2 separate regions of the Mus musculus genome follow, and region 2 is linked to region 1. A link is a loop called in an ENCODE intact Hi-C map of the cell type or tissue named here. Cell type or tissue: left cerebral cortex. All regions are shown on one strand. Each heading gives the region's core, and the rest is flanking DNA. Links, peaks and the distances in the headings are about the cores only.

Region 1 (12,526 bases), core at 3,021-11,020:
AGAATGTGACTGTCAGATTTGGCCCCTCTACAAGCGGTTTCCTTGGTGAGTGCACAAGGCAGTGGGGTTCACTGTGGCCCTTTCACACCCACAGAGCATTCGATCCTGCCCATCCTCCACTGTGCCCCCTCCTTCGCTCATTCCTTCCTCCCCCTAAGGAGTCCCCTCTTCTTTCATGTCACATATATCCTATTGTTCTTCAGGAGTTATTTTAAAGCAAGGCTCAAAGACAGAAACATATTCCTCTTCTCCTAAAATATCTGTTGGAGGAATAAAATTAATAAAGGCCTAGTGTGCTATTTCAAGACATTTTTATCAGAATGGCAGGTTAGTATGTATCAAGAAGGTAAAATCTAGTGGATATAATTTATGTTTTTAGTATAATTCCTAAAACATAGCCCCTCAGTATTACATATAAATTAATAATATTTTAAGATGACCTATGGGAAATCTAAGATGAAATGAGGTGACTAAATCGTCAGTCAATAAACCATTTTAAAAAAGGAGATTCAGAAAAGTACATGTGAATGGCTATCATCATAAGCTGTCCTGATGAGCCCAACTATTGTTAGAGAGTGGGGTGCAGGGTCTGCCTGGTAGAACGTAATTTAGACATGATCACTGTGGGCTGGAGAGAGGGCTTGGTGGGCAAAGAGCTTGACATGCAAGCACGAGGACCCAAGTTTGAACCCCACAACCCACAGAAAGGCAAATACAGAAGCACAGATATCTGTAACCCCAGTGCCCCCCCCTGCCCCCCCCCCCCCCAGAGATGACAGGCAGACACAGGAGAATCTGTGTGCCAGCTAGCCTGGTGCACACAACAGAAAACAACAACAACAACAACAACAGGCCCTGTTTCAAACAAGGTGAAAGGCAAAGATTAATAGTAAAGATTGACAATTGAGGTTATTCCATGATTTCTACACATGTGGCAGCATATATGCACCAACACACACACACACACACACACACACACACACACACACAGAGTCTATCCTTGAGCTGTGGTAACTGAGTCTGGAGCACTAAGCAGGCAGGTGTCTGAGACTTGCATGTTTCCCATGCAGCCTTGCCCAGGTCCTTTAGCTGTCAGTAGTGTGCAGGCCACTGCTGCTCACAGTGACTCCAGCACGGCAATGACAGGATCTGACAGTTTCCTTGCAACTCCCATTTCAGGAAGCAACTGACCTTTTGGTCAATCTCAACATTAACCCCTTCAAAACCTAAAATTACAGTTATTTTGCAGACAAAAGAAAACAAAATGCTTTAGTTAACAGGCCCAGTAATTCTGAGGGATTGATATCAGGACTCCATCTTGTTCAAAAGTAAACACTCCGTGGTATTGAAGTGACTGCTTGCTTTTGTTTGGCTTTAGTTTCTTGAGAGCAAAGTTACAAAGCTGATAATTTACCTTTACAACCGGTCAAGTCAAGGCTACCTCTAAACTGCTTTTTGATAGAGAACTATAGTGTTTTTGTCAAGCCTTATGAGTTTGAAATGATCCAAAGTGGTGTCTTGGGATGTTTCAACTTTGCCTCCTTAAAGAAAAAAAAATTACCTATTACATTTTAGTGCCAGATGCTTACAAAATATCTCAGTTTTGAATGGTTCCCTAGATACTTGAAAACTCAGAACCAGCCAGAGATAAGTCTTTCTTTTGCAGAGTTTCCATTGTGAATTCTGAAATAGGCTTTTTACAATGCCCCTTTAAAAGGGGACTAACTATTCATTAAGTTTGGAAAAGCTGTACACTGAAATACCTATTTTGGAAGTTTACAACTCACATTAGCATACTAGATACCTTGAGACATTCTGGATATATACATTATATAATATTTATATTTTTGACACATACTTGACTACAGACATTTCTGTATACAGACACCTCATTTTGAACACAATCAGAATGCACCACTCTAAAACATGGTACTTTGGCAAAGGGAAAGAAACCAAGAAAAACAAATGTGGGAAGGTTCTCTGCCCTCCACCACCAAGCTTACTGTAAGGGAGAAGAATCTATGAGGGCAACCTTAGCTTCGAATCCTACCAGTGGGGGCAGATATAGAGACTGAAGTGACCACCTCCTGTTTCCAGGCAGGACAACTAGAAGAGGGAGGGGGGTATCAAGCCACCCACAAAACCTTCAATCTAAAAATTTTCTTGCCTACAAGATGTGCAGGGATAAAGATGGAGCAGAGATATGTATCAAAAGATGGCCTAGTCGGCCATCACTGCAAAGAGAGGCCCATTGGACTTGCAAACTTTATATGCCCCAGTACAGGGGAATGCCAGGGCCAAAAAGGGGGAGTGGGTGGGTAGGGGATTGGGGTGGGTGGGTGGGTATGGGGGACCTTTGGGATAGCATTGAAAATGTAAACGAGGAAAATACCTAAAAAAAAAAAAAAAAGATGGAGGAGAGATTGAGGAAACACCCAACCAATGACTGCCCCAACTTGAGACCCATCCGATGGGAGAGAGCCAACCCCAGACAGTAATAATGATGCTCTAGTATGCTTGCGGACAGGAACATGGCATGACTGTCTCCTGAGAGGCTTCATCCATCAGTGGACGCAGTCAGATGCAGAGACCCACGACCAAACATCAGGCAAAGCCTGGGGAGTCTTGTGGAAGAGTGGGGGATAGAAGTAAGCAAGTTAGAGGGGTCAAAGACACTACGAGCAGATCCACAGAATCATGGGACCTCACAGAGCCCGGGCCACTAACCAGGGAGCATAGAGGAGCTGGACCTAGACCCCAACACATTTGTAGCAAATGTATAGCTTGGTCTTCATGTGCGTCCCCTAACAAGTGGAATGGGGGGCTGTCTTGGTCTCTGTTCCCTGACATTTGACTCCCCTTACCCCCTACCTGGACTGCCTGATTGGGCCTCAGTGGGAGAGGATGTACCCAGTTTGCCAGGACTAGATGCTCCAGGGTGGGGTGACACCCAAGGGGAGGCTCACCTTCTCCTCAGAGAAGAGGAGGGGTAATGGGGGGGAGGGATTGGTAAGGGTGGAACTGGGAAGCGAGGAGGGAGAGGGACTGTGATGGGGATGTAAAGTGAATAAAAACAAAAACTAACAAACAAAAACCCCTATGTTTTCTTCAACTGAGTAAATTCCTTAGAAAACCACACCAACATTTTCTAATTTTATAGCTGTTTTATAACTATGGTAGAGAATGTCCTCACTTTTAGGAAACACATGATGAAGTACTATGAAGAGACATAATATCTGGATTCTCTTTAAATAGCCGAGTGCATATGCACACAAAAACAAAAATCTGATACAGCTATGTCTCTGTGTATATGCTTACATAGATATATGCAAAGAGAACAAACATGACAAAGCAAATATGGGAAAAGCATTTAACACTTGGGGCAGCATAGAAATTCTTTATATTAACCTTGTAAGTCTATAAATCTATAATTATCTCAAAATAACAAAATTATTTTTAAGTGATAGAGAAGAACAAATTTTTCATAAGTGAGATGGTCTTTATATATGTGTGTCCACATAGGTGTGTATACACACACACACACACACACACACACACTCTCTTAAAGGAGTAGGCCAATGAGGTTCGGCAGTTAAAGGTGCCTTCTGCCAAGCCTGAGGACTTGATGTTAATCTCTGGAACACACATGGTGGGAGGAAAGAACAGACTCCCAAAGACTGTTCTCTGTTTTCCACACTTGTACAACGGCACACATAGACATAAACACACAAGCAATAAATGCACAAAAATTAAAGTTGAATCAGCAAGATCTAAGCGTTATTTATCTGTGCTTTCTGAACACAGGTGGGGGCATATGCAGCAAACTGAAAATAAGTGCTTGAGTATGTAAATGAGCTTAGGCTCGTTAAACAGATTGGAAATTAAGAATGCAAAACTTATTTATTTATTTATTTATTTATTTTTATGGTTTTCCGAGTCAGGGTTTCTCTGTGTAGCCCTGGCTGTCCTGGAACTCACTCTGTAGACCAGGCTGGCCTCGAACTCAGAAATCCGCCTGCCTCTGCCTCCCAAGTAAAACTAATTTTTATTTACTCTCTTCTGGAGTTACAATGTAGAGTACTACACAGGGCTATACTTATACTAAGCCACTTAGAACCTGAGGAGAAGAGAAAAAATTAAGAATGCAGATCTTACTTTTATTTAAAATCCTGATCTTTTGTTTATCCCCTCCCGTTGACTAGGGGCTTTAAACATATTGTGATGAAAATAATCTGCCTTGATAAGTTTTCTATCAGTCTTACTCATCCAACCCTAGTCCTTCACGTAAGACAGACTGGACTCATCAGCTGGCAGACAGAGGGAAGGAGAGAGTGCCAGGCCTGTGCTGGCCTCTGAGTAAGGTGATTTACACACAGCATCTCATTAATTCTCTTAGTGGTCCAGACAGGCGGATGTTTTGTACTCTGCAGCTTACAGTACATACGGAAACAGTATCTCAGGCTGCTCTAACTCCAAGAACTGATCACAACTGGGAGCCAGTGACCCTATGCAGGGCAGTGCCCTTCATTTGATTTCCTTCTGAGAACGAGACCTGAGCTTTCTTGACAGTCAACAGGAGTGCTGGTTTCAAATACAGCCTAGTCTACACTCTTCACGTAAAGACAGGCAGTCCCCAAATCACCATGTCTCAACTGACTCGCTCTCTTTCTACAGCACGAACACAACCTTGTTCTGATTTCATGAGAAAAGGTTCACAGTGTTATGGTAAGATAGAGGCAGACACGAAGAGGGACTTACACACTGCAGCTATGATGGCACTTACCACAAAGGCACATCAGGGTTTGCTGACAAGCTTAACTTATAGTTATAAAGGGATTTTTGTTTCGTTTTGTTACTTAGGGCTGTTTTCATTATTTACCAATGGATTGCTGTGAGGAATTATACATCAGAAGACGAGTTTTCATAAGAGAGTGAAAGTTCACTTTGGCAAATAGCTTTGATAAATGAAAATATATGACTCAAATTTTTGTAATATAGAAAAAGTACACTAAAAAAAAAAAGAAAAAAGTACACTAAATATTGGCTGAGCAATTTCTACTTAGTACTCTTAGAAAGTTAACTAAGAATTAACTATGAACACCATTTTGGAACAATATGATATTTGAAATTGGTAATTATTTTACTTCTTAGCATACAGGTCCAATGAGATACTAAATATTCATCAACAATAACTTGTTTTTAATAGGAAAAAGAACAAACAACACTTACTATATACCTAGAGGTATCAGAGTTAGACTCCAGCAATAATACTAATTATCTTTCTGGCAACTTAAGCTTCCACATCTAAATATAAGTTATATTTTTATTACTCTATTAGTTGGGAAATACCTCGTATCTTTATAAAACACTGGCATTTAGATTATTTTCTCTTTCAATCTTTTCTGACTTATAAAATGTTCCTAGAAGCAGTGGGGGTCTTATTTCATTCAATAAGCCTGTGTGGTACATGTGTCTTCTGGAGGGAGCACAAAGGAAAAACAAGATACCTGGGTTAGCTTAAGAAAGATTCAGTATTCCTGAGGTACCTGGAAACAACTAACTTCTTAAAAAACCTAACTTCTAAGTTAGCAGGCTACAGTGATGCCTGCTTCTGTTCACTGAGGCATTATCCTTAGTAGTAGAGACACAAAATCAACCTACTGTCCACAGCCACAGAACATGGTGTAGACACACATGGAATTCTAGTCTATCACGAAGAATGAGATGATCTCTTTTTTTTTTAATTAGGTATTTAGCTCATTTACATTTCCAATGCTATACCAAAAGTCCCCCATACCCACCCACCCCCACTCCCCTACCCACCCACTCCCCCTTTTTGGCCCTGGCGTTCCCCTGTACTGGGGCATATAAAGTTTGTGTGTCCAATGCGCCTCTCTTTCCAGTGATGGCCGACTAGGCCATCTTTTGATACATATGCAGCTAGAGTCAAGAGCTCCGGGGTACTGGTTAGTTCATAATGTTGTTCCACCTATAGGGTTGCAGATCCCTTTAGCTCCTTGGGTTCTTTCTCTAGCTCCTCCATTGGGAGCCCTCTGATCCATCCATTAGCTGACTGTGAGCATCCACTTCTGTGTTTGCTAGGCCCCGGCATAGTCTCACAAGAGACAGCTACATCTGGGTCCTTTCGATAAAATCTTGCTAGTGTATGCAATGGTGTCAGCGTTTGGATGCTGATTATGGGGTGGATCCCTGGATATGGCAGTCTCTACATGGTCCATCCTTTCATCTCAGCTCCAAACTTTGTCTCTGTAACTCCTTCCATGGGTGTTTTGTTCCCAATTCTAAGGAGGGGCATAGTGTCCACACTTCAGTCTTCATTCTTCTTGAGTTTCATGTGTTTAGCAAATTGTATCTTATATCTTGGGTATCCTAGGTTTGGGGCTAATATCCACTTATCAGTGAGTACATATTGTGTGAGTTCCTTTGTGAATGTGTTACCTCACTCAGGATGATGGCAGGAAAATGAATGAAACTGGAGATCACATGCTAAGTGAAATAAACCAGACTCACAAAAATACAATGTGGATCCCACATTACACACACACACACACACACACACACACACACACGGATGTAGAAGGGCCTATTTGGGACAAGGATGGAAATGAGTAGGGAGGAGGGCAGAAGGGGGAAATAGTGAATGCGGTCAAAATACACAATATATTTGATTGAAAGTGTCATGAAGCCTACTTCTTGACTTTAGTTCTTTTTCAACATGGAGTCTCACTATGTAGCTCTAGCTGCTTTAGAACTGACAGAGATCCACTTGCCTCTGTCTCCTGAGTGTTGGGATTAAAGGTGTATGCCACCATGTCTTTCAGTATTGTTTTACTACAAACCCCTTTAAAAGGCTCCAACTGTATAAAGTGTCCAATACTGCAGAGCAAGGTTGCTGCTCGGGAATCCAGCACTGGCGAGGTGGACAGCTCCCTGGCCGGCTCTGCAGGGAGAGGCTTCAGGTTCTTCCCTGGAAAGCTGACCATCTAGGGAATCTACCACCGACCCCAACAGCTCCTGATAACACATACACGTTATCTCAAAGGTCTCTCTTGCCATGGCCTAGGAGGCGATGGAAAACAGTGCACTGGTACTCATCCTGTGTTCATGCAGAGAATCATCCTTAATGTTCTTCTAACCCATTCATTGGAGCAAGGTCCCTCAATCAAACCCAGAGCTTACTGATGCGGCTAGTTTCCCTAGTGAGCTTGCTCTTACCTTCTGCCTTCAGCGGCTGGAGTTACAGGTACCCTACCCAACTTCTTAGCATTTTACATGGGTCCTGGAAATCCGAACTCTGATCCTCACAAACTACCAAAAAATTCCCCAGCATCCTCCCACCCAATGTTTTCAGATAAGGTCTCCTTGTGTAGTCCCAGCTGGCCTCCAGCTCAGAATCCCCCTGCCCCCACTTCTTGAATGATGGAATAACAGGCTTGCAGCACCATGCCTGGCTTGACTTTTTTTTTTTTTAAACTGTTTCTTCATGTTTCTTCATCTTTTTAAAAAAAAAAAAAAGCCATCCTGTACTTAGAATTTTACATAGTAAAATTTTGCAGAAGTTTTTGTATAGAAAACCAGCTAGTCTTTTATATTTCCTGAGACTACACTTTGCCCTTTACGACAACTTTGATATAGTTATTAGTTCATGAAAATAAAATATGACAAGAATTTTACTCAGTGTTTCTGAGGAAAACTAAGACAAAACAAAACGCCACTCCTGTGTCTTCTGAAACTGCCCAAGGATTTAGCAGTGTCTCTCTGAAACAGTAAGCCAGGTTGCTGAAGTTGCTAGTTCCAATCTTACAACCATGAGGGGGCGCCAGACGGAGCAAGAAGGTAGTATTCTCTGTGCCAATGTGAACTGCACTTTCTGTTTCTGTGTAGCGATATACTTTGAGAATTAAGAGTGTTAAGTTTGGGGCAGGAACAGCTGTCAACATCTGCTTTTCTCAATTCTCTGGTTGCTGCTATATTTAGAAATGCTGTTCCTAGTCTAAAAATCAAGTATATGTCCATAAAATAATTTTTATGCTTTTCTTAAGATACAAGCTACACAGGGATGAAAGGGCTTACAACCAGGGCTTTCTTTTCTCTCATGCTCACACCAGGAATGGCAGTTAGTAGGGTGCATTCTACAGATTATATATGATTTAAAAGTGTGGCATGCCCATAAGAGCTCTAGATTCTTTGGAATGCAAATTAGTTGTCAGGTACAGCAGATGGGCATAATCGGTGAGTGGGCAGGATGCTAATAGGCTCCTTCTGGTCAGGGACTAAGAAGGGTTAATATCAAATTACCATGAGAAATCTCTGTGAAACAGATGTAAAAGCCGCTGAGGAAAAGGAAGTCACTGGGAAACAGGCAGGGAGATGAACTGATATGAACAGATACACAGATGTGTGCACCCACATAATACAGTTATTTGACTATAGAAGACTTAAGCTATAGTGGAGAGTCTGCCAGTCAACACACCAGCCAAGCCAGGAGTTTCATGCAAAGTCAGGAACACCTACCTCCAGTTCAGACGGCCTTTCTAATAAACCCCAGCACTAAATTGCCTATAGCCATTTCTGTTTGTGATCCTGAGAATTACATTAGGATCATCAAAATCTACCTCTCTCTTTTTTCTCACCCCTCTTGACTGCTTGTGATGAATATTTCATGGAACTCCCTCATAGCCGCCCTCAGGTGTCCTTACAGAGAACTAAATCCAAACCCAGGCTCCAGCTGACACCCTGTGTGGAGATAAGCCCTGCTGCACTGAGCCTTGAAGGAACAGCCATGTGCAAGGTGGTGGGCGGGCAGACCCAGCCAGCAGGCTGCAGGGAAGGCCTTCAGATGCTCGTCTTGCTTTGCAGGCTTTGCTTCAGTGTTTCTCTGGTCCATTCCCTGTTCTCTTTGATCTAGTCCTAGGGTCAGCTCTCCTTAGAGAGGTCTTTGCAGAGCATCCTGGCTCCATGCATCCTGGTCCCGAGGGACCTTCCTCCACAGCGTTACATAAGCTGAAGTTATTTCTTTGTTCACACCTTTTGCTTCACTTCTTGGCCAGAAGGTATATTCCACAAAGACAAGATCTATTTCTGCTTCATTCAGGACTGGATTTTCAAAGAGTGCCTGATGGTGAATGAATCATTATTGGTCTGAATAAAACAAATGCATTTATTATACATGAGAGTTGCTTGTCTGAGAAAAGGTCATGAGAGTCTGACCTGCAGGGAGGGCCCAGTAACTGTGTGGTTAGCAGAACACAGAAAGAAAAATTCACCCCGTCACACAGCCGTGAGGAAGAGCCAAACCACTCAGAAACAAACGTTCAGGACAGTAGAGACTTGGCAGCAGTCATGGTCTTCAGCAATGGAGAACTTCAACAGCAATGTTGATAGCCACAGTTCTAGAGCAGTCTAACAGCATGCTCTAGAGCAGTCTAGCATAGACAAACATCAACTTGAAAGACCACTGGCCCCTGACATAGTGACAAATGGAAAAGTCTGAGTCTCGTTGAACATTGCTTTCCCAGCAGAAGGATTTCGTTCAAAACACAAAATCTTTACCTTAAGCTGGTTCCCAGTATAGAATGCAGAGATTCTAAATTAAGTGCTTGCTTACCTACCTGTTCATTTCAGTTTTAGGATTTTAATAAAGAACTATTATTTTGGGTGGGGGCAAAATTCAGTGCTCAAGTGTCATTCATCAAGTGACTAAGGAAAATGCAGACCTCTATTCTCCCTTTTGTAGAGAAATGACTGAGGAGGAAGCCACGAGCTCTACTGTGTAATTTTTCCTGCCTTCACAGGGCCTATGAGAAAATTCCTTTTAACACTTGAATAAAGAGGATGAGACTGTGGGGGAGACTAGACTTCTGTTGTTTGGTTTCTGTAAAACCAAAATAACAAAAATTATTTACTAGTTCTATACTGGTTTTGAAATTAATAAAACTGTAATTAATAACATCACATCATATACCAAAGTTATTGACTAGACCTAAAGTTTATATGATTCAGTGAACTTCTATTCTTAGGATTATATATTTTTTTAAATTATGTATTCTTTTTTTCTTCTTCCCCCCACCCCCCCTTACTTCTACTTACTCCAGGTCCCGCTCACTCCGGGCCCTGCTTGCTCTGACCTAGGGTTTTTTGTTGTTGTTTTTTTTTTTTTTTTTTTTTTTTTTTTTTAAATTTGTTTCTCATTATGGATGGTTGTGAGCCACCATGTGGTTGCTGGGATTTGAACTCATGACCTCCGGAAGAGCAGTCAGTGCTTTTAACTGCTGAGCCATCATCTCACCAGCTCATATTCTTTTTTCATATATAGGAGTGTATGAATTTTTTATTTTCAAGTTTTTAAAAATAAAGTTTATAAAATTAAAATATATATATGTGATGGTTTGTATATCCTTGGACCAGGAAGTGGCATCATCTGAAGGTGTGGCCTTGTTGGAATAGGTGTGACCTGGTTGGAATGGGTGTGTCACTGTGGGTGTGGGTATAAGATCCTCACCCTAGTTGTCTTCCACTAGCAGCCTTTGGATGAAGACATAGAACTCTCAGCTCCTCCTGTGCCATGCCTGCCTGGATACTGCCATGCTCTCACCTTGATGATAATAGACTGAACCTCTGAACCTGTAAGCCAGCTCCAATTAAATGTTGTTTTTTATAAGACTTGCCTTGGTCATGGTGTCTGTTCACAGCAGTAAAACCCTAACTAAGACAATATATTAAACTTATTTAAAAGTTCTGATTCCAAAAAAGAAGCCATTTTTGGGTTAGACTATATTAGCTAGCTCTCTGATGCTTTTGGTAGAGGTTTCATGAGAAGACATGGCCATGAACAAAGCCCCAGCGTTATTACAGCTGCTGTGAGAATTTCTCACTCACACCCCTCTGGAGAGGTGACCCAGCAGGTCTCTGTCCTTCCAAAGGGCCATGGATTCTGAGATTCTCTCATTTGAACCTGTGTAAGCAGGGAGGAGGGAGGGTATAGGGAACTTTCAGGATAGCATTTGAAATGTATATAAAGAAAATATCTAATAAAAAAATAAAGAAAAAAGAAAAGAAAAAAAAGAATCTCGACTTTCTTTACATTTGGAAATATCCAATAAAAATGGAAACAGAGTGCATGTGCAGAAGCAAACTTTCCTCCCAACTGAGGTAACAGGTTTCAGGGATTAGAAAGAAGACATCTTTTAGAGTCCATTATTCAGCCTATTGCACTACCCTAGAACTTAGTGACTATAACAGAATTTGTTTCTTCTTGTACCTGGAGTTGGACCAGTCTCACCTACATGCAGGTTGGTGCTATGTGTGGATTATAGGATCGTGTTCTTTTCATAGAGAGGCCTGAGAAGACAAGGCTGACATAGGTATATTTTAAGCTCTCTGGGTTGTACATCCCACTGGCCACTGTGTGGTGATCATTTCTCTCACCTTTTCTGTTTCATATACTGCGGTTGACAGGAAATCGGAGAGCGCATGCCTGGTGGGAAGCTGCCGTTTCTTTTCAGAACACCACCACCCAGGGAGGTTTCTACTGTGCCAATTACAATGACTTATTTTCTGTTTTTCACTTAGGAGGCACATGCAACTGAAAAACACCTCCGTGTTGCTTGTCTGTTCCGAGAGGAGCACAAACACTCCCCACTGCAGACTGCAGAGGTCAGGGGTTACTTACCCACTAGATCCCACTCTCTCTTAAGAGAGATGAATCTCAGGTTTTCCCTCTAGTTTTGCTAGACAGGGTTCCTGAAGAATAGCGAAGAACCCCGCACATGACTCTACAAGTGAAAACCATTCTGTAAATTATTTGTTAGGTAAATAGACCAAAGACAGTTGGTTTGCTAAACAGCACTGAAGAAAATATTGACTCAGGTGACGCAACTTAGCCCAGATGTTTCTGACCAAAGAAATTATACAATATTTATAGGCAGACCTTTTAAGAGGTTGTTGATATTAATACGCTACATATTTTAATGGCAATAAATAGTCCAAGAGTTTATATGATTAAAGCTTTTAACACAGGTTGAATATCCTGGATTATCTGGCTGGAGCCTAAATGCAGTCCCATAATTCACAAGACGGTGGCAGTGGGAGACCTGAGGTACAGGAGCAGACAGCACTGTTTCCATGAGGGCAGATGCAAGAATAGAGATTGGAGTGATGTTCCCACAAGCCACACACTGGTGGAAGCTATCAGAAGCCACAAGAGGTAGGAGACTGATTTCCTTCACCACCTTTGGAGAGAGCACTGTCTTGCTCTCTGCTTGTTTTTGCTCAATAAACTGAATTAAAACTTTCTGTTAGAAATATGAAAGAATACACTTCTGTTGTTTTAAGCCACCGCATTTGTAATAATCATTTCCAGCAGTCTTTGGCACTAATTCACATGGTTATATGGCATAGCTATGGCAATAACTTGATTCAAGTCCAAATCAGCAATATTGGTATTAATAACAACAGAAAGTAAGTAAATTACTTACAGAGTGCTGAAACTATGTTGAGTACACTG
Region 2 (12,526 bases), core at 2,656-10,655, 130 kb before region 1:
ACTGTTTGAGGATGGCGCGGCCACCGTGGGCCACTACACGGCCGTGCAGAACAGCAAGAACGCCAAGGACAAGAACCTGAAGCGGCACTCCATCATCTCGGTGCTGCCTTGGAAGAGGATCGTGGCGGTGTCAGCGAAGAAGAAGAACTCCAAGAAGGCGCAGCCCAACAGCAGCTACCAGAGCAACATCGCGCATCTCAACAATGAGAACCTGAAGAAGTCGCTGTCCTGTGCCAACCTGTCCACATTCGCCCAGCCCCCGCCGGCTCAGCCGCCCGCACCCCCAGCCAGCCAGCTTTCTGGCTCCCAGACTGGGGTCTCCTCTTCTGTCAAGAAGGCCCCGCACCCTGCCATCACCTCTGCAGGGACACCCAAACGGGTCATCGTCCAGGCGTCCACTAGTGAGCTGCTGCGCTGCCTGGGTGAGTTTCTCTGCCGCCGGTGCTACCGCCTGAAGCACTTGTCCCCAACGGACCCCGTGCTCTGGCTGCGCAGCGTGGACCGCTCCCTGCTTCTGCAGGGCTGGCAGGACCAGGGTTTCATCACACCGGCCAATGTGGTCTTCCTCTACATGCTCTGCAGGGATGTCATCTCCTCTGAGGTGGGCTCCGACCATGAGCTCCAGGCTGTCCTGCTGACCTGTCTGTACCTCTCCTATTCCTACATGGGCAATGAGATCTCCTACCCGCTCAAGCCCTTCCTGGTAGAGAGCTGTAAGGAAGCCTTTTGGGACCGTTGCCTCTCAGTTATCAACCTCATGAGCTCCAAGATGCTGCAGATCAATGCCGACCCACACTATTTCACACAAGTGTTCTCTGACTTGAAGAATGAGAGCGGTCAGGAGGACAAGAAGCGACTCCTCCTGGGGCTGGATCGGTGAGCCCCTGTAGCCGGTATCCTGGCTCAAGGATTCCACTTGTTTTTAAATTTTATTACTAAAAGAATCAAGTTTTGTGTACAGTATGTGTCTAGCAGAGCCACCAAGGGCCTCTTCCCACGTTCTTTCCTTGGGGTTTTTTTTTAGCCCTTTCAAGAACTCTGGGGACTTTCGAACTGATGAACCTTGCGCGAACCCAAAAGATGCATTCAGAGCCACTTCGGCTGCTGACCACTCACTTTCCGGGACTCAAGGGACTGACTTGCCCATGTCACCTGTACCCACGATGGATCCAGGGTAGATGAGGCTTCCCACTGTCCCATGATCGGAGCTGGGGCCCATGGCTGGTGGCCCTGGAGGAATCAGCCCTTTTCTGGGTATTGTTTCTCTTGAAGGCTCCTGGAGCTGGCTGTCCTGACTCAGGATCCAGGAGGTTGTGAGTGAGGCAAGATCTGCACAGCCCTGGGGCATCAGTGCAGGAGCCTGCAGAGACTGCTGATGACTGTTGACCATGCACGGCCCTGGTTTGCTGCGTGCTTTTTTAGGGAGAAGGGCTTTCCTTTCCTGGCAGGACAGAGCTCCCCTCCCATCCTTTTGTCTCTGCTCCCACGTTAGTGCTGGTTAATGAGGTGGTTTGCTCATTAGATTCCTCACCCGTTTTGGGTCCCAGCTAAAGGATGAGGTGAAGCTAGGGGCAGCTCCTTCCCTGAGCGAGCTTTTCACAGTTTGTACCCTGTGTACAAAGCCAGAACAGCGCCGGGGACCCACTAACAACATTGCCTTCTGGGCGGGTGGGTGTCTATGCCTGAGATCAGGTTGGTGCCCACTTGCATGCTAAGGCCTCTCGCTGGTGCCCGTGATCTTTGTTCTGTATCGTTGGGGGGAGGTGAGATCAGTCAATAGGGGTGTTGCTGTTTCCCATCCCTGCCCCCCCCCCCCAATTGTTAATTTTAAGCTGTTTCCAGGCAGCTCCGTCTCTTCCTGGAGAGGCTTTGCTCTGTGCAACCTACTGAGACAGATGCATTTGGGGACAATTACACGATGGAAGTGTGACCCCTGATCAGTTTGGAAGCTTGGTGACTGTGCAGCTGAGCACTTCCAGCTGCAGGGTGTGGCCGCCCACCTATCCCTGTCAGCTGCCTAACACACTCTGAACTTTAAGGGTTTTTCTTTCTAGTTTTCCCAGACTGGTGGCTTGGGGTTTGGAAGTGGTCCAAGAGAAGGGAGCTAGTCTTCTTGCATGGCCCTCACTCCAGCTTTGGGGAACAAAGAGCAATGTGAAGATACTGCGGAGGGTTTCCTCTTCCTCTCCTGCTGCCCACCCCCGGGGGGGGGTGTGGGGGGCTGGGGCTGGGGCTGGGGGCTACAGTGAGGAAGGCGGAGGTCATCTTGCATAGGATTAGGTTCTAGGTGACTGCCAACTTCTTGCACAAGCACTACTGAAAAATTGCATATAAAGATAAAGCTGTGAAATTGAGGTCTCAATGGAAGAGGCCCGGAGCAGAGCCTTTCAGCCGACGACGTACTCACAGAGGTGGGGAAGCGGACCTGACAGACTAGAGAGCCTTTCCCCGGCCCCTCATCCGGGTTCCTAGAGAGCCGATCCTGGGCCCTCAGATGGTCTGACACGGAGCTGGAAAGCCCTGCAAGGCTTGCTGAGTGCAGGCCTCGCTGCAGCCCATCCTCACATCCTGCTGCCACGGTGACCGCGCCTGGAGCCCCATGGGGCAGTAGGGAGAAGACCTTCAGGTGTCCAGTCTAAGCAGGAGCGGGCTCATCCTCATAGCCTGCCAGCCGCTGTCGCTGGTCCACTGAGCTGCGGTAACAGGATTCCAGCTTTGCTGACTGTTTCCTTCTCTTTGTACTTAATTTTTAAAAAACAAAACAAAACATTTTTTTTGAGAAGGTGCATATTTCAGAAGTGGTCGGCAACTGAGGAAAGAGCTTCCTTGGTTCCATTGTGAAGCCCGTGTCCTCTCTGCTTGCGCTGGCTCTCAGTACTGTGTAAAGGAACGACCGCTAGACTTAAGTGTTCGAGCAAAGAACCTATCTGACATGCTGCTATGAAGACACTTTTAGAACACACACACAAGATAGAAAAGAAAAAAAAAAAAAGAAAAATGTGAAAAAAATCTACAAAAACCCCTTTATTCTTGTTGCTTTTACAGTGGTACCGTGCATGCGAACCAGGAGAATTTTGTGTCTTAAGAAAAATAACCTTAGAGCAGATGGCTGGCCGTGAGAATCACGAGCGCCGAGGAGGAGCCACGGGAGGAGCATAGTTCAGGATTGGATTTTTCTCTTTTCCTTACAACCGTGAAGGGTTGATGTATTCTTTCCATGCAGTTATTAGAATTTAGTTTTGTTCCAGCAGTGTTAAACTTGCAATGAGAAGAAAATGTGCCATCCCCTGCCCAGAATTATCCATAGCTGTACATCCGATACTGCTAATTACACACATGTGATGTTTTTGGGTTTGTTTGTTGATTTTTTTTGTTTTGTTTTGTTTTTTAAAATGTTTATTTTTTTTGGTGAAATTTCTTCTGTAGCTATTCTTTGACCAAACTGTGGATACTGTTAATATTAATTTATATTTGTCTCTTTTTGTATGTATGTATGGCGTGTTTGTGAGTATGTATGGTTTATAATCTGATGAGTCATGAAGCTCAGTTTGGCTGTAATTTAATTCCCCTTCCCTTATTTTTATTTATTTTTGTACTGTGCTGATTCAATAAAATGCACTGACCATCCGTCACATCCTGTTTGTGGCCCCGCCATTTGGAAATGCAGTGGGGGCAGCTTTAATGCATGGTTTGTATGTGGGAAATCGGGTTGCAGGGAGAAGGGGACAGAGTTAGGGGAAAGGACTGGGACAGACAGAGGTGATTAAAGCAGCACAGAGGGAAGTCAGCTTTGGCGTAGTGACCTGATAGGTTCTCCCTGGGGCAGCTTAAGCCACAGAGGGCCAGTCAGGTCTAGGGAAGGCCTGGTCAGTACCGGCCATGTAAGTCCTTCTGGGCATCTAGCCTTAGGCTCTGTGTTGTCTTGGCACCAAGGCTGCCGCTCCCACTTTCCCCTGGGCCTTCGTGCTCAGTGTCAAGCCAAGGCCAGCAGGGGTGGGCAGGTTCCTGGTGCTCCAACAGTTTAGCTTTAGAGGGATCTAGCTCGGGGTCTCCCAAGTGTGCTGCTACCCCAGCTTCTGTGTCTGGTCTGCCTGCAGCTGGGAAGAGGGCAGCAGGAATCTTCTCTGGCTGGCTCTGCACCCACTGTTTGGAGCCCTGTGATCAGGGCTCCTCGCCTTGTCCAGGCGGGTCCCGTGGTCTGCCAGTGACTGCAAGACCCTGCAGTGCTGAGCCCCTGGGTGCTAGGGTGCCCTGGGGCCTCCACCTTATCCATGGCTCCTGCTCTTAGAAGAGGCTGTGCTGGGCTAACAGCTTCCGCGGCGATCTGTGCTGTCCTCTGTGTGTTTATTTCAGAAACATGGTCCCTTAGGATTCCAGAGCCCAGGCTTCAGAGTTCCTCGGCTGGATTCCGAGGCAGCCTCTTGCTTCTGGCTTCCTAATTTTTCTGTTCAAAAGCCTTGGCAAATCATCCCCGTTTTACATAATCTGTGCTTAATTCTCCTACCTTCCGGGATGGTAGTTGACTAAGCTAAATTTTCACTATTTTTCAATGAGAAACAGAACACCTTTAAAATAAGATTTAATGCTTTATTGCTCTTGATGGTAAATCAAAATATGCTTTAGAAATAAAGTTAATTTAATGGAAAATAGGAATATATGCACCAAACCATAAACTGCATTTCATTAACTCAAGAGACCCCTACTCCATGCATACAATCACTGTGTCCTCTCCTCTGCTGTTACTGTGGTCAGTCACACCCCGAATTCCAGGTCCCTCAGTGGCCACACACTGACTTCTAGGTCATAAGAAAGTGCGTATGGACAGGGCAGTCCTCAGTGGGAGGTTCTGGCCTGGGTCAGAGGTCCCAGACGACATCAGAGGGTGGGAGGAGAACCCCACCCACTGACCTGCAACTCTTTTGGCATGACCTGCTCTGGTGTGCATGAACACACTTGAGCATGTCTAGTGTAAAGCAATATGCTGGGGCAGTGATGGGGTGGGAAGGTGAGGTCCCAGTCACATGGTTCTGTCAGGTCCACCAGCGATCGATCCGCAAAACCTGGCTGGCGGCACAGCAGCCACTGCAGGGGCAGCTGACCAGGCTTGGAGAATGAGAACGGTTCCGGAGGGCAGCACGGCAACCGAGTTTGGTTGCAAACTTTCCTGTGTGTAAACATCCCCACAGCTCTGCAAACGGGGTAGGAGACCAGGTGCTGGACCCACCCTGGCCAGCCAGGTGACTCCCTCAGGCCCCGGGCAAGGCATAGGAGGATGCGCACAGGCACTTAGTGGGTTAGGGTGGCAGGGTGAGGATGAGGGAGCAGAGACTGGCCAACAGTGAAGAGAATGTGAGCCTGGCTCTGAGAGCCCTGTGGCTCGCTCCTGCCCCTTACAAGCCTTCCATGTTAGGGTTCCCCACAGCAAGCCTGTGCCGGCATAGGCCTCCTCCTCAACAGCTCAGGCTGGGAGCAGGGCTCTCAGGAAGACCTCTGAAGCAGGCATGCTCCCTCCTGGGCAGACACTGGCAAACATGCTGCACTTTGCCAGCAGGGCTCAGGCAAGGCTCCAGCAGGCAGGTATGTGGCATAGGTGGGCACCCTGGCCTGGCCTGCAGTGCCAGGACTCCACGTTCTTTGCTGCAGCTTTGTTCTACCTCCCACCTCTGGGTCCTGCGTGCGTTGGCTCTCTGAGAGTTCCAGGTCTCCAGTGGGGAGGAGGCAGGTGCAGCTAGAGGGTTAAGGGAACGGGCACGCCAAGCAGGGCCTTCTCCTTGCACCTCCTCACCAGGTCCTGACACTGCTTACAGCAAAGGGGGTGTCAGATTAGTAACCTGGCAATCTGCAAGAAAGCAGGTTACGATGGCTGTGGGCATGGGCTGTGAGTGAAGCCGACTCCTCGGAGTAGCAGCAGGGCGTCTCTCTGAGAGAAGTGCTTAGAAAGTCTGCGGTTAGAACCTTGGTGGCGAAAGATCTCCCAGGGACAGGCTCTGGGAAGGAGGGATCCAGGCTGAGCATGGCTGGGGGGTGGGCTCTGCAGATGAATCTGCTCACCTGGTGGCTTTGGCTGGCTGCTGGGGGTAGGGCTTATGCTGAGGGGCTCGGAGCTAGATCCCAAGGACTGCAATCATGTCGGGGAAGGAGGCATCAGGTAGGGGGTCACAGAGGAGGACTAAGTCCTACGCCCATGGATGCAGCATCCAAACCTCTAGGGGAAGGAATGTGGCTTTGGGCTCCAGGAACTGCATCCTGGGCTCTGTGCCTCTCATCCCTTTGCCGAGGTCAGCAGTGGCCAGTGGCCTTTTGCCAACTACAGGTACCGTCCAGTTGCTTGTGAGGTGGGAAGTGGTTTAGCTGTCAGCCCAGAGGGCTGAAGAGGGTCTTTGGTTTCCTGAGCGGGGGTATGGAAAGTTGAGAGGGCAGAGGCAGAGGCAGAAAGCCAGGTAGGACAACTCATGGGCAGGGCCATGAGAAGGCAGAGGAGCCCTGCCTAGCAGAGGCCCTTACAAGCTGATTTCTAGTGGCATTAGAGGGCAGACAGCGATTAGCTGAGCTCCTGGGATGCTGATCGAGGTGGAACGAGTGTGGGGATGCAGAGGACGAGTGAGGGCCTGCCTGCCTTTTGTGCCAGGCTCAGGCTCTTGCTCCCCTGGGCCAGGCCTCTGATGTGCAGCAGTCAGTTCCCGGGCACACTGAGGATGAAGCCCGAGCGGTTCTTGGTGAAGTCAGGCTGTGGCTGATTGAGCCGGGTCTCCACAGAGACGGTGCATTTCTTCCCGTGCAGGCTGCACTGCACCGGGTTGGTGACGTTCACTTGAAGGTGGCGCTTCTCACTGCAAGAGTAGAACAGACAGGCCAAGCGGCCAGTGAGTGGGCAGACACAGTGCTGTGGTTTCCTTGGCAACCCTCAGGGCCCTGCCATTTGCCAGGCTCCTGTAGGGTGGCAGTTTCAGGGTTCAATCCGCTCTCTTCTCAGGTGAGCACAGAGGTTGGAGGGGACCCAGAGGAAGGGGGAGGAGAGAGTGCACTGAGGTGTGTGCTGTGGGCAGAAGGATTGTTCATTCCAGGGAACCCTGTGTTCCCATGGACCAGGGAGGTGGATGTGGCTGAGCCATTCGCCACCAGGGCTGGATGGACTGAGTCATCTGGGGTTTGGGTGTCCCAGGAGAAAGAGCACCAGGGCTCTGAATCATGACAATTATCTCTGACTGCCAACAGGGAGATTAGGATTCCCCCAGCCCCTCAAGGAATGTCCGCCTTGAATCCATCTAGCGATTTGCCAAGGAGCCTGGCTGTCAAAAGTGGGTCTGAGAAATAAAGTGAATAAATAAAATAATGAAAAGAAAAATGGGTCTGAGGCTGAGTCCCAGGGTACAGTAGGCCTGTGGTCCCTGTTACCTAGGGAGCTGAGTTAGGAGAAGAGTAAGTTCAAGGCTTACTGGGCTACAGAGTGAGTTTACAGCTAGCCTGAGCAACGAACACCGAACACCGAGTGTAGACGGCCCCACTACCTGCCTGCTCCAGAGCAGGCAGGTGGATGGCATCTTACTTCCTGTCCACCAGGAGAGCCTGAGGAAGGCCATTTGGGGATGGTGTGGAAATGGGAGCCCTCGCCTCCAGCAACATACCCTGTGCTCAATGTACTAAGCTGCTGCTTATTATAAACACTGAGAAACTTGTAGGCTGGCACCTAGCGTGTGTGTGCACACGCCAGCCTGTTCCAGCACTGCCCCCTCAGCTCGGGCTGCATCCGTTGGGAGGAGAGAGAGAGAGAGAGAGAGAGAGAGAGAGAGAGAGAGATTGGCTTGCTGTTTTAGGAGCATCCAGTTAGGATGGGCTCCTTCGCTGGGGCTGCTGGGGCTGCTGGGGCTGCTGGGGCTGCTGGGGCTGCATGCCGGGGAACAGGCTGGGTCTCAACCCTGCTGGTCTCCTCAGGCTGAGGGAGCTCCCAGCGCTGACTGATGAGTACTGAATGGCCATATAGGAAGCCGGGGGTTGAGAGCAGCGCTCACCGGGCCCCACCCAGCCTAAACAAGAGCTCGCTGTACTTGCCAGAGCACTGGCTGGTCCAGAAGACCCAGTTGCTGAGGCAAATGATCAGGCTGCATGACATGATCCTGGGGATCAATGTGCTGAGCAGGGGCGCTTCCTGCAGCCCTGGCCCCAAGGCATGGTGTCTAGGGACACTCGGTGGCTCGGCTCACAGAAGGCCCCAGAGTTGGAGAAGCCGAGATGCTGGTTCCTGCCTGCCTCAATAGCCATGACTGGAGGCAGCAAATGGCACAGGAGAGACATGTGGGCATTAAGTACCAAACGCTTAATGTCTTGTCAGCTGCAGCTAGAACCTGGCTCAGACAGTTATTTTTAACTAGAGTTGGACAAAAATACCAGAGCCCATCCGAGGCAGTGACTCAGGCTCGTTCCCATCCCTTGGGAGCCAAGGGGGCTCTGCAGGCTAGATCCGTGGCCGGCCCTTGGCTGCAGCAGGTTATGCGTGGGTCCACTGTGGCCTCACACTGGACCATAGTAGGCACAGTGCCAGCTCTAGGGATGCCTCTCAACAAGATGGTTCCCCAGCTTGGTTAGCCTCCCTGCCTCTCCTGTCAGTCCAGGTCTTCTGTGTCCTGCTCTGCTTAAATCTTTTGGGAGGGCAGGAAAGGGGAGATGCAAGGAGCCATCCTGTCCTCCCCTCCTGGGGCTGGTAGAGCAGGGTGTACACTGGGTTCTCTCAGATTCCCTGGGGATGGATCCTAGAGGGGCTCATTCAGTGTCATCTTGAGGAACCACCATGCGGAGAGTCAGCAGCACCCTGCCTTGTTCCCGTGCTTCTGCGGGCCCTGCTGATAGAAGCCTTCTCAGTCATGGCTTGGCCAGAGCGTCATCAACAGGGTGTCATCAGCCATAGCCTTCCCTTTCTTTGGATGTTTAGGGAACTGCTCTAGTTTTGTGTGGGTCTGGGAGAGGCAGGAAGAGCATCCCAGGAGCTGGTAGGACTTTATCTGGAAAGCAGAGTGCTGGTGTCACAGTCTCGCCTGCTCTCCTTCCTTTCCCCCTTCTGTCCCAGCCTGGTGGAGTAAATGCTGCCCGGGACAGGAAGCAGATAGAAGGGGAGGAAGGGACAGTCTTGTTTCTCAGGAGCCTTGCAGCACAGGGCCTCCCTCCCTTCCAGAGGATGCCACTGTTGGGAGGAAGGCAGGGAACAGGGACCTGGGTTGTTCTGCACTGTGATGCAGGCAGCTCTGGGCCCCCTTCTTTGGCCTGTGCTGGCTCCCACGTCCCAGGGAGGGTCTCTCTTTCTGACCCAGGAAAGTGCGGGGCCTCCTCTCCTTTTCATGGGTAGTGCTGGGCTTCAGCCTGCCCCAGGGAGCTTGCTTGGAGTGACTGTGTCCTGGCCCTCTGGTGACATGGGAGGCGGTCACAGAAAGGCAAAGTACAAACACAAGGAGGAGCTTTTCTCACTGGTACACCCAGTCATGTTTCTGGGCCTGCCACCTCTACCCACAGCTGCAGATTCTGTCTGTGTCAAACCCTGAACTCTCAATTCCTAGCATTCCTCTCGATGGAGTGAGAAGCAATTAGGACATCTTGGGAAAGAAAGGATGCCATGCCTCCACATGCCTCCCTCTTCTTTCTTCTGAGATGAGATCTCACTGTATATAGATCAGGCTGACCTTGAACCTGTGCCTCAGCTTCCTGTCCTAGATTCCTGGGTCGGGTACTATAAGCCCAGGAGGCTGCCTTTGATTCATTTGGGACCTCTAAATTCAAGTCTAGGGCTACAGGCCTGGATTCCGGTCCTTGGGCTTGGGCAAGCCCCTGTGGGATGTCTCTTACAGCCATAAAGTATACGTGAGAATCTAGTCTTCACCTACTCTGTGGTGAGGGCAGGTTAAGAGTTATTTCAGTATTTACCTCAAGGCCCTGAGTCCCAGAAATACAGAAAATAAGTGGATGGTTGGAGACAGGGTCTTTTCCATCCTCTGGAGACGAATGTACAGAGTCATTTAGAAAGACATGAGCTCTGTGGAATGTGGGCACTATCCAGAGGGAGGGTCACTTCTTTAGTCAAGTGCTGAGACCCTCCACGAGAGATGGTTCAGGAGAGCCGCTTTGCAGACTTGGCGCATGCTCTCTGCACATGTTCACAGAGCGAGCGCCATCAGGCTCATAAGCCACCTGGCTGCCTCTGTTCTGAACGGCCCCCAGCCTGATGAGGTAGAGCCTGGGCATCCTCAGCTTCTGTTTCAACCTGACAGGGTTGGAGCCCTCATGTCATAAGCATGGATGTGCTTTGCCTATTTGGCCTACAGGCTGATGGAGGGTGAGGGGTCTCAGAGGACCTGCACACTGCCAGGAGGTTTAGGGGTGCTCCCGTACACATGGGCAATTCTAGCCAGGTCATTGGTTCTGGGCTTGCTGGGTCAGCGTGCTATCACAGGCTTCAGTCCCTCACACTGCGGATGGCTCCTCCTGGCATGTGGTTACTCTTGCCTCATAATGAGGGGGGCGTTGTGCTCAACCCACCCGCCGTGCTTCTCCTAGGCCCGAATCACCCACTCAAGAAACTCATTCCAGAGGCAAAGTAGCCAGATGGCTTGTGGAATGGGAGAGTCTCAGGAGGCAGGCAGTCCTCAGGAAAAAGAGTGCTTGGTGTTGTCACCGTGAGAAATGGGATGTCTGTCCCCAGGCGCCTGGTGGGTGATTTTTTTTTTTTTTTTTTGCCTCCCTTGGCCCAGCCCTGAATGAACCGGTGCCCAGCCATCTTTGGGAAGTTGCCGTAGGGTTTAGGAAGAAGAGGGGACTGCTGGAGCAGAGGAGCAGCTGTGGAGGTCACTGCTTGCCACCCACACCCTGCACAAAGGCAGAAAGCATGCATGGCTCTAGCGTCACAGTTCCCCAGCGTCCTAAACAATCACGACGTGGCTGGCCCAGCAACTCCACCCCCAGGTGTTCAGACCAGACCTTTGAATGTCAGTATCCATGGCAGAAGTATTGACAGAAGGCAGAGGCAGCCTCCTTGCCCATCAGTGGTTGTATGGATCAGCAAAGTGTGGTCTATCTATTCACTGGGATAGTACTGTCCAATCGACTTGTTGGAAAAGCAGTAAAGTATCAATACAGGGTAATAAACTTTGAAAGGAGCCAGCTCCAATAGGCCACATACTGTAAATGACAGGAAATACACCCACTAGACACATCAACAGGGACAGAGTAGCTGTTGTGAGGGGTGTCAGGGAGGGGAGGGACTTAGCTCTCCTTTGGAGTGGCAGAAGTGTTCTAGAGGCGATAGAGGCTGTGGCTGTACAGCACTGGCCACCGCAGGTGTGATGCTTGGTGTGGAGTGTTTCTACAGTAGGACGTAGAGGACAAAAAGGAGAAAACAGGGAAGTCCTTTCCTTTATTTTGTTCTGTTTGTTTAGTTTGAGAAGGGTTTCTCTATGTCTGTCTCCCTGGCCGTGTGCTACCACCCCCCAGCTTTAGGGGACGTTCTTATTTTAAGTTCAGCCACAATGACTGAAGTACAGTAAGACTGAACATGTTGGCTCACACAGTGAGATTCTGTCTCAAAACAACAACAAACCAGCAAGAGGCTTCGTGGGGCCTGGGCCTGGGGCAGTCCTAGCAGGCACAGGAGATTGGGTGCGGTGGGGCAGAGAGCAGGGACCCAATTCTGTCCTGAGCCACAGCACACACTGGGGTCTTTATAGAGTCAGAGTTAACAGAGAACAGAGATGGAGACAGGGTGTCTCCCTCTGATGGTGTGCCAAGCCAAGTGACAGCTGCTGAGGGAGGCTGGCTGTGGGGGGAGGGGCCTTTACTCCCCAGATTCTGTTACGGATTTAGTGGCTCAGCAAATTGTGGTATTTGGGGACTTTCATCTCTGTCATCTGTTCTCAGCCATCACTGCAGGCAAATGGCTTCTTTCCTTCCTCACCTAGACTCCCCTCTTCCGGTGGATGCAGTCGCAGTGCTAGCCGGGCACCCAGAGACACTGCATACAGGGGACAACCACATGTCCAGGAGCTGAATCAGCCTGAAACAATGTCCCTCAGGCCCCCGGTCATCTGGGAAATGCAGTCTCTAGACTGAAGCCAAGCCAAGAAAGTGACCCAGGAGGTTGCAGGCAGCCTGGGCTGGCTGGCATAGAATTGAGGTGCAGAACTGGGACTGTGTGTGGGAGGGTCAGAAGCAGCCGGTGAAGCTAGTGAGTACTCTCTGCTGTCTGGTCACAGGATATGGGCTGGAGAGAGATGAGAGGTACCTCTCGTGCTGGGCATCGACCCCCAGAGCCACACCCCACGGGATGCCACTCGCCCTAGCTCACACGGAGGGCTGCACGCCTGTAGCTCTTTTCTGTGAGTTCTGCTTCAGGATGCTGAGCCTCAGAGGGCAGCTCTTTCAAAACCCTGCTGGGGAAACGCTGCTTCTGTTTTGGTCAGGGTTGCATCACAGCTGCTTCTGAAGTGAGCTGAGGAGTCTGGCTCCTGTGTAAGCTGGAGACCGTGGTGCTGCACTTCCTGTCTGGGTA

The links. Hi-C counts contacts between places; a loop is a spot of excess contacts. Peaks named below come from ENCODE experiments on the same cell type or tissue, not always from the same donor. Only the 100,000 strongest peaks of a DNase experiment are listed, where the experiment ranks them.
Region 2: a loop joins it to region 1, with 4 times the contacts of the local background. A loop is called at or near these places in 10 of 42 quality-filtered maps.

The regions. Positions count from the first base shown.
Region 1 is chr11:80,606,780-80,619,305 of GRCm38, forward strand. All of the region lies in intron 16 of Myo1d (myosin ID), which reads right to left. Gm38907 (a long non-coding RNA gene) reads left to right here and starts at 12,017. Exons shown (of 3, transcript XR_880037.2): 1 at 12,017-12,226. In left cerebral cortex, for the core only: CTCF peaks have their summits at 7,835 (motif pointing right) and 8,729 (motif pointing left); DNase peaks (open chromatin) are centred at 7,847 and 8,766; H3K27ac peaks cover 2,361 bases.
Region 2 is chr11:80,477,553-80,490,078 of GRCm38, forward strand. Cdk5r1 (cyclin-dependent kinase 5, regulatory subunit 1 (p35)) reads left to right here. Exons shown (of 1, transcript NM_009871.3): 1 at 1-3,632. The coding sequence ends at 880. Myo1d (myosin ID) reads right to left here. Exons shown (of 22, transcript NM_177390.3): 22 at 4,575-6,830. The coding sequence ends at 6,674. Among named protein-coding and RNA genes, the nearest start is that of Cdk5r1, 6.8 kb to the left of the region's middle. In left cerebral cortex, for the core only: a CTCF peak has its summit at 6,860; DNase peaks (open chromatin) are centred at 3,105, 3,699, 3,943, 4,312 and 10 more places; H3K4me3 peaks cover 3,999 bases; H3K27ac peaks cover 7,882 bases.